Linked DNA regions of Homo sapiens: region 1 is linked to region 2. Evidence: chromatin loops called from intact Hi-C (ENCODE). Cell type or tissue: psoas muscle. All regions are shown on one strand. Links, peaks and the distances in the headings refer to the core of each region. The heading gives the core; the rest is flanking DNA.

Evidence for each region. Hi-C counts contacts between places; a loop is a spot of excess contacts. Peaks named below come from ENCODE experiments on the same cell type or tissue, not always from the same donor. Only the 100,000 strongest peaks of a DNase experiment are listed, where the experiment ranks them.
Region 1: a loop joins it to region 2, with 2.7 times the contacts of the local background. A loop is called at or near these places in 2 of 110 quality-filtered maps.

The regions. Positions count from the first base shown.
Region 1 is chr2:98,034,325-98,038,715 of GRCh38, forward strand. No RefSeq gene overlaps it. Among named protein-coding and RNA genes, the nearest start is that of TMEM131, 41 kb to the left of the region's middle. In psoas muscle, for the core only: no CTCF peak of the experiment used is centred there; a DNase peak (open chromatin) is centred at 2,497; H3K27ac peaks cover 2,221 bases.
Region 2 is chr2:98,156,010-98,160,400 of GRCh38, forward strand. The region is part of intron 7 of VWA3B (von Willebrand factor A domain containing 3B); the gene reads left to right. Among named protein-coding and RNA genes, the nearest start is that of VWA3B, 71 kb to the left of the region's middle. In psoas muscle, for the core only: no CTCF peak of the experiment used is centred there; a DNase peak (open chromatin) is centred at 2,612; H3K4me3 peaks cover 357 bases; H3K27ac peaks cover 2,930 bases.

The DNA of each region.
Region 1 (4,391 bases), core at 260-4,259, 120 kb before region 2:
TGTCGTCAGGACCTCCTGAGGCTGTGTCATGGGCACGCCCCTTAACCTTGGCAAAATAAATGTTCTAATTTGATTGAGATCTGTCTCAGATACTTTTGGATTCACATCCATCACTAAAGGCAAATTTCATACTGACTGCTTCATGTAGTAATTTAGGCAAGTTTGGAGAGACATCTGTTCCTGTGAATTCTATAAATATTTTCAAATTCATCCAATCTTTCAAAAATTACTTGAGTGTCTACTATATACCTCAAAATGGAATGTAAGGTCAGCCGAGAGAGAAAGGACAAGACAGAGAGAGGCCCAAGTCCAGGCAAGCCTTTGTTAACCTGCCGGCTGCCCTCTTAACAGTCAGAGGAGCAGCCCTGAGCTTACAAAATGAGGGGTTTATAGTGGGGAGGGGAGTTTGGGGGAGTCCTTTGGCATGGCCGCATCCCGGGGTTGTTTGCTGGTTAATTTTACCACATACTGCCTTGTGACGTTTATGGTAGAATTTACAGGAGGGTGTAGGTAAAGTTGGTTTATGCTTCCCACAACCTCCCACTGTGCGGTCCGATGGCTTGTAATTGGGGTTTGCTTATCGCAGCAAGGCCTGGTAGGTGAAGTCTGCTGGCTTCACCACGGCACCTAGATAAGGGCTTAGAAGTGTAACGGGGCTCAGGGGGAAGGGTGGGCGGCACGAAGGGTTGCAGAGCATAAGCGGGAGGAGTGGGCAGCACGGAGAGGTTTGGGGGAAGTGTCGGCAGTACCAAGAAGCTTTTTTGGGGCAGTTCGTCCCTAACAGAAATATTCTGCCTTTCCTAAGGAATTACTCACCTGGTTTGTAAACTTTACATATGTGATATCTTTGGGTAAGTTTTTTAGTTTAAAATACTTCTATCTTAGCCTGTTTATTTCTCTCTAACCTAAGTCCTTTCTTGCTGTCTTTTTTTTTTTTTTTTAGTTTAGCAAGGGTAATTTTAGAAAACGATTTCTAAATTAGAAGTAAAATTCTTAACAATAACTTAATAATAACTTTTTATTTATTTGAGACGAAATCTCGCTCTTGTTGCCCAGGCTGGAGTGCAATGGCGTGATCTCGGCTCACCACAACCTCCGCCTCCCGGGTTCAAGCAATTCCCCTGCCTCAGCCTCCCAAGTAGCTGGGATTACAGGCATGCACCACCACGCCTGGGTAATTTTGTATTTTTAGTAGAGACGGGGTTTCTCCATGTTGGTCAAGCTGGTCTCGGACTCCCGACCTCACGTGATCTGCCCGCCTCAGCCTCCCAAAATGCTGGGATTACAGACATGAGCCACCGTGCCTGGCAACAATAACTTCTTAAGTTTGGATCCTCTTTCAAACTCATCATTAAGAAAAACATTTTCAACCAAAAGCCTTAGACTATTGAAGCAAAGTTGTTTCCTAATTTGGAAAACTTGTTCTTGGAATAGAGAAGCCTTTTTCACATTGGAGAACTCACCAACACGAATTGTTTTGTTTTTAAAGGGGAGCACAAGATGCATCTCAAAAACATTATGCTGGCTAAAAGAAGCCAGACACAAAAGAGTATATTTATATGAAATTCTAGAAGAGTCTAAACTAATCTATAGTGACAAAAAGCAGATCAGTGGTGGCCTGTGGCTGGGATAAGGGAGAGGGCTGACTGCAGAGAGGCTAGAGGGAACTTGCTGGGGGAATGAAATGTTCTATATCACGATCGTGCCAGTGGATACATAGATGTCTACGTTTTCCAAAACTTATCAAAGTGCACATTTAATTCTATGTAAATTACACATCAGTAAAATTTAAAAGCAAGAACATAAATGCAACCTGGAGCTAGGATCTGACTAGACAGGAATTTTGAAAGAAATGAAAGTATATATATGTGTGTGTGTGTGTGTATATATATATATATATATATATATATGTATGTATATAAAATATATCCTCTTTCTGTTTTTCTTTAAAGAGTTTTATTGAAGTATAATTTATGTACCATAACACTCGCCTGTTTTAAGTGTACAATTCAATAGCGTAGTAAATGTATGGAGCTGTGCAACCACCATCATAATCCAATTTTATAGTGTTTCCATCACCCCAATAAAATCTTTCATGACCATTGGCTGTCAGTCCCCATTGGGCTAAGCAAGCACTTTTAATAGGCTGAGCTCATGTGCCAGGGAGCCTGTGCAAGACTCCAGCCTCCGTGGGCTCGGCTTTCTTTGGAGCAGCTTCAAGCACCGTCCCTCAGGGGCCCCACACAGGCAGGCTCTTCACCTGCTTGCAGTCACAGGTGTGATCTCTACTCTGTTCCTTGGGTCCCCAATGCACAGGGCATGAGGAAGACTGTGGCTGTCCTTTGGGGGCATCCTGCTGCTCTCTGCACCCAGCACTGTCCAGTCACAGGGCAGCAGAACCTCTCAGTCCCTGCTGTCCCAGCTCCAGGCCACCTGCTTCCCTTCTGTGACCAGGTTGCTACTGGACAGGGCTCAAGTGCACAGCCTCTTCTCCTGCCAGCTGCCTGAGAGCAGGCCCAGGAGGAGCCTGTCCTGCCTGTCAGCTGTTGCCTGGAGCAGTGACAAGCGCTGGGCTGAATCTCCCCGCAGCAACACGGTAGGTAGAGAGAACACACGCATGCTCGCAGTAGACTTGGAACAAAACTTAGCCCCACTTTAGGCAATAATTGTGTTTAATCTAAAAAGGCTGACACATACCCAGAAACAAGTGGTAAAGCTGCAACCTTAATCTTCGGAAGTCAACGGCAACCAGCTGGCAGGAAGGTGGAGGACAGATGAGTCTCCCCTTCCACACTCCCATTGAATAGTAAAATTAAGGGAAAAGCTCACGACTGACTTTTTAAGTACATCCCTGGGATTCTACTGGTAGAATTTAGAAATGAACAAAATAATCATAATTTACTTATACATAGACTATCACAATCTAAGAGTATGTGTAAGGAGGATGAGTTCCGTTGCAGGAGAGGGTTAGCTCTTGCTCTTTTAAGGGAGCTGATAACTGGTTTGCTCAGAGTTCTGAGCTATGGACCAGCTGTGAAGACTGGTCCGTCTTTTGAGAGCAGTGTGACAGGCTGAGTGTCCCTGGAGAGCTACTTTTAGTATTAAAAATAGGTTTTAAAAATCTGGAATGTTGGGGCTGTGTTAAGTCAGCCAACAAGCAGCTCATGGGCTTCTGGGCACATTCATGTTGCTTTTCTAGACAGTATAATAGGTCACTGCTATCAAGGCTGGTTATATAATTTTCAAGGACCAGTGCAAGATAAAAGCATGGATCTACATGCTTATAAAGAAGGAAAAAGGCTTGTTTCCTTTCCTTTGCAGTCTCTCTTTTTCTTTCTTGACCTGATAAGGCATTTTTAAAATTTGCTATTTAATATGCTCTTTTGGTCATGGTGGCATGCCCAGGCCCCCAGCAGGAGTGGAGGGCAGTGGCAGCTGCTGGTTGAGGGTAAGGAGTGGGCAACTGAGCCCAGAAAGGCTGGGAGGCAGCAGGAGTGGGACCGCATGTGAGCTGAGGCTCCAAGCCCCCCTGGAGCATGTTGCATTGGCCTTCACTAATAGAGCATAGATTCAAAGATCAAATTATTAGGAATTTCAACATGCCAGTTGCAAAGCACCAAACCCCAGGAGAGGCCCCCTGCTTAGCATGTGGTCCTGGGTGGCTGGCTCGTTGCAGGCTTAGGCAGCTGGCCCTGATGGCTATTTCTGTTTTATCATTTCTATGGAACCTCCTGCTGGCAGGATTTGAACCCAAATGGGCCAGGAGCCCCTGGGATGGCCAGCAAGTGTAAGCCTCTGAAAAGAAGTTGGCTTGATGCCAGCTCTCCTACTTGCTCCTTGGAAAACTAACTTAATCTTTATGAGTTTAACCCTCCTGTCTATAAAATGGACATGTAAATAGCTGCTTTTCAGAGATCTTGTGAGCAGCATCAGAGATATTGCTGCAGGCCTGTATGGACTCACTGTCAGTAATAATAATACATTTGATCAAATAACTTTTATGTTTTAACCCAAGAAGTAAGCCAGCTAGAGTTTCAGAAATTTCAGAAATAAGAAGAAAATACATATATTTACATTTATGATTTTATTATTTTTGGGTCTCTGGCATCAAGCCAAATGCCTCAGCACTATTTAGATATAGCGTTTCTCTGCCAGGTCTCCTTCTTCCTTTTCATTTATTTATTTATTTATTTATTTATTTATTTATTTATTTTTGAGACAGAGTCTTGTTCTGTCGCCCAGGCTTGAGTGCAGTGGCACGATCTTGGCTCACTGCAACCTCCACCTCCTGGGTTCAAGTGATTCTCCTGTCTCAGCCTCCTGAATAGCTGGGACTACAGGCGTGCACCACCACACCCAGCTAATTTTTGTATTTTTAGTAGAGACGGGGT
Region 2 (4,391 bases), core at 262-4,261:
CTCCCTGGGGTTCCACCCTCAGAATGAGTCTGGGGTGGGGCCTAGGAATCTGCACTGACAAGCATTTCAGGGGCGTCTGCCACAGGTTCTGAGGACCACACTCTGGGAAGACCGCACTGGAGTGAGGGCCTCCTCAGAGCTGGGATGGTTTCCTGTTCATTTTGTATTTCCAGTGTCCGGATATAATCGGCAATGATGGGGTGTTGTTGAATAAATGAGTGAATGATGATTCTCCAAGTAGATTGTCCTACTGAGAAGGGGATATTTTAAAGCATTGGCTTCCTAGTTCCTAAGTCAGTGTCTTCTGAATTTGAAGAAGATAATTAGCCTCCTAGAACTTGCTCATTCCTGAATGATCTGGCAGAGCTGGGAGCAGATCCATCTACGTGAGTGATATCCAGTCCCCAGTAGCCCACGCACACAACCATCCTCACAGAGATAGGGCCGTTGCTGAGGACAGAGGCTGAGCAGATGCCGGTGCGGGGTTGCTCCCCAGTAACAATAGTCCTAGCCCTGCTCTTTGTGGTTCAGAGTTGGTTGATGGGAAATCAAGGAGCAGCCCTGCCACCGTCTTTGTTATTTTTATGCGCTATAGATCCCTTAGAACAGAAAGAGGTTCAGGCCTTTTCTTGGATGGAAAAACTGAAAAAAACTCAGTTTTTTTTTTTTTTTTTTTGTAAATTTGCTCTAAAGGAAACTCATAAAGTTCTTCTGAATTTACATGTCAATAAAACATTTACCCCTGAGTTGATGCCTTATAAATGGTATCACTTATCCTAAGTAGAATAGATTTATTCAGCTAAACTTTGTTGATGAGCATCTTTGCATCTGTTCCTTAGATATTATTTCTCTGTCTCCTTCCCTGGGTCTTTATGGTCTACTAGCCCCATAGCATCCTGGAGTCTGCGGTCATTTTTCTCACCAAGTTTGGGGGAGCACCTACCCTTTACCATGGGGAGAATGGTGATGGTTCATTTTTGGGTTTTCTAAACGAATTTTGGACAATTAGACTGCATTACATTTGCATTTTACAGTGTGCCATTTAAATGAATTTTGGACAATTAGACTGCATTACATTTGCATTTTATAGTGTGCCATTTAGAAGAGACGGAGAGGGCCCAGAGGACGGTGCCACATTCACGTATTAGACGATAGCTCAAGTTGCCCATTCTTCATATTGAAATTGCTTCTAAGATAACATAATGGCTCTTGTGAAACATATCTATTCATTGCCCCAATAAAACATTAGATGGTTATCCAGATGGTGAAATGACTCTATATTCACTTTAAATTAATGAATGGTTAATTTCCATAGGGTGGGACTGAGAGCAGCCCCACACTGTGCCTCTGTGGTTAGGGCAGTGGGGCTGGATCAAGCTAGCAGGTGTTTAATTACTTCTCAACAACAAAACATCTTAACATATAATATAATAGAAATAACTGGGAATTTTTTTATTATGACAAAAACCACTGATTTTCCTGCTTTCATTCCCTTTATGGATGCAATGTGGCCCTTTTACCAGATCCTCATGGTAATTTTAGGTCTCTGGGAATGTTTAGCACCTCACAGTGTATTATATTTTTTAATGTTATATCGCTTTCTGAAAATAGAAGTATGTGCTACTTTTTCCTGAAAATACTGCCTTTTCATAGTTATATTCAAGTCTTTCAAATCTGCATGACTGAATAGGAGTTTGGGGGTCAGGCAGACTGCAAGCTCGCCACCTGGCGGGACCAGTTCTTCACCGGAGAGTCCTGGGGTTGGGCAGGGCCACAAACAATGAGCCACAGTAGGACCGAGGGGATGGTCTGGGACTCAAGGGTCCCGAGGGTGGTTTTGTTTCTGGGCTGCCCTCTCCCAGGGCAACATTGAACTGTACCTTGGATCAGCACCGCACCTGCCTATCTTTCTAATTGCTTTTCTCCTCCTGTCCTGGAAACGATAGTACTTCAGATACTTGGGGGAAGTCTTGCTTACTGTGGCATGAACCTAGAAGGAAATGACTTCGTGTTTTAAGGGATGTCATTGTCAGTGTCTGGAATACCTCGGGCATAGCCATGTGCTCAGATGATCTGAGTCTCTTGCACACCCCTCTGAAGAGTTTCTTGTAATCATGAGGAATGAATGTATTAGGTGCTCCAGAACTGTTTCTATGTAATAAGGAAAAATAAAAAAGGAGGACAGAAATTCTTGCAGAAAATACTAGATAGAACCTGGGCTGAGTGCTGTGGAGGATACAAAGAAAGAAAAGACACTGTCCCTATGCTTAAGACATTTACCATCCAGTTGGCAAAGTCAGCCGGTGCACACACACACAGCAAGTGCCCGAGCACTGCAGGAGAGCCGCAGACCCCAGCCCACAACAGCTGGCAGGCTGGGGACATGTTGCTGAGTGCTGAGCTGTGTTGTAGGCAGCTGCCTACTAAAAATAAGCACTGGGTTCATGGAAGGCTGACTTAAATTAGACTGGACTCAAGGTCATGCACAGAATGATGTCACCATCACAGGCTTCTAGTTCTTTGTGTTCTTGGGAATTGGAGGTTGAGTGACAGGCAGCCAGGAACTGAAATGCACACATGGACAGGTTCACTAATGGTGCGGCCCGAGCGTGTCCTGGCAGCAAGAGGATGGAGTCTAGTGGTGCCCTGGTTCATTCCACGGGACTGAGAAGGGGGAGTAGGAGGCAGCTCACCGTTTCCTGGGGGTGGTGGAGTCAAGACTATGTCTTCAGTGAAGGGTGGGACGGGGTGGGTGCAGCGGAGGGCTCAGTCCTCTGATACAGAGGACAGGGCTGAGAGGACAGTGCTCTGACCGGGTTCATGGTGCAGAGTGTTAGAGGAGTGTCATGGGAGCTTTGAACCCTGACCTCAATGCCAGCCCAGGGAGCTGGGCCCTGGTCACTGCATCCCCAGCACCAATAGGACCCACCCACTACAGAGGAGATGCTCAACACATACTTGCCAAATGACCGTATTAATGAACTGGACTCTGGCAACTGGGTTTTATCCTGTAGGTGAGATGTGGAAGATTGGACAGGGAAATGGCATTTGGCAGCAGGTATCCTGTGGACTTTTCTCCTTGACATCAAAACTTCCTGTCCTGAGTCTCATTTTATTTGTCAAACTAGCCAGTCTGAGAAGTCAATACTAGGTGCTAATGAAAAACAGCAGCAGACTGTGACATTGCTCCCAGGTATGTTAGCATTTTAACACGAGCCTGCAAATTGTTTTTTTGTTTTGTTTTGGTTTGGTTTTTTTGTTTGTTTTTGAGATGCAGTCTTTCTCTGTCACCCAGGCTGGAGTGCAATGGCTCTCTGCAACCTCTGCTTCCCAGGTTCAAGAGATTCTCCTGCCTCAGCCTCCTGAGTAGCTGGGATTACAGGCACCTGCCACCACACCCGGCTCATTTTTGTATTTTTAGTAGAGACGGAGTTTCACCATGTTAGCCAGGCTGGTCTCAAACACCAGACCTCAGGTGATCCTCCTGCCTAGGCCTCCCAAAGTGCTGAGATTACAGATGTGAGCCACTGCGCCCGGCCTTCAAATTGTTACCAGGTGTCTGGGAGGGCAGCAGTCATGCAAGGCGGGGGATTGGGCAGGCATGCATTCTGGTTGGAGAATCCACTAGGTCTCCTGAATGACTCCATTAGGAACCGTATCCAGCTTCTGTTGTCAGGCAGACCTTAGTTGGCTTCCACCTTGACAGTCAAGATACATACAGCTTTGGTTGGGCACGGTGGCTCATGCCTGTAATCTCAGCACTTTGGGAGGCTGAGGCGGGTGGATCACCTGAGGTCAGGGAGTTCAAGACCAGCCTGTCCAACATGGTGAAACCCCATCTCTACTAAAAAAATACAAAAATTAGCCAGGTGTGGTGGTGATCCCAGCTATTCGGGAGGCTGAGGCACAAGAATCGCTTTAACCTGGGAGGCAGAGGTTGCAGTGAGCCTAGATCGTGCTACTGCACTCCAGCCTGGGCGACAGAGCAAGAATCCATTAAAAAAAAAAAAAAAAGATACATAAAGATACATACAGCTTCCTGCTGTTTCATCTCCTCCCTGGTGTAGCCTGGAGAATTTCAAATTCACGGAGGTCTGAACAGCGGGGTTTCCTGTGCCCCCATCGTCTTCCATCCCCAATGGGGCTCTGTCCCTCGGCTGTGGCTATCTGAGATCCCAACTAAGTCCTTAAAAGTGACCTTGATAAAACTGGCAGTGCTTCCTTACTGTGTGAGGAATAACTTGAAATAAAACCTGTGCATTGTCATGATGCTTTTACTGTTCTGTAGCTTTCTTTTTCACTGTTTTTTTGTTTTGTTTTGTTTTCTTTTCTTTTGTTTTTAAGCAAAGCAAATCAGATGGACTTGTGTTGCTCTCTGATCACCGACATAG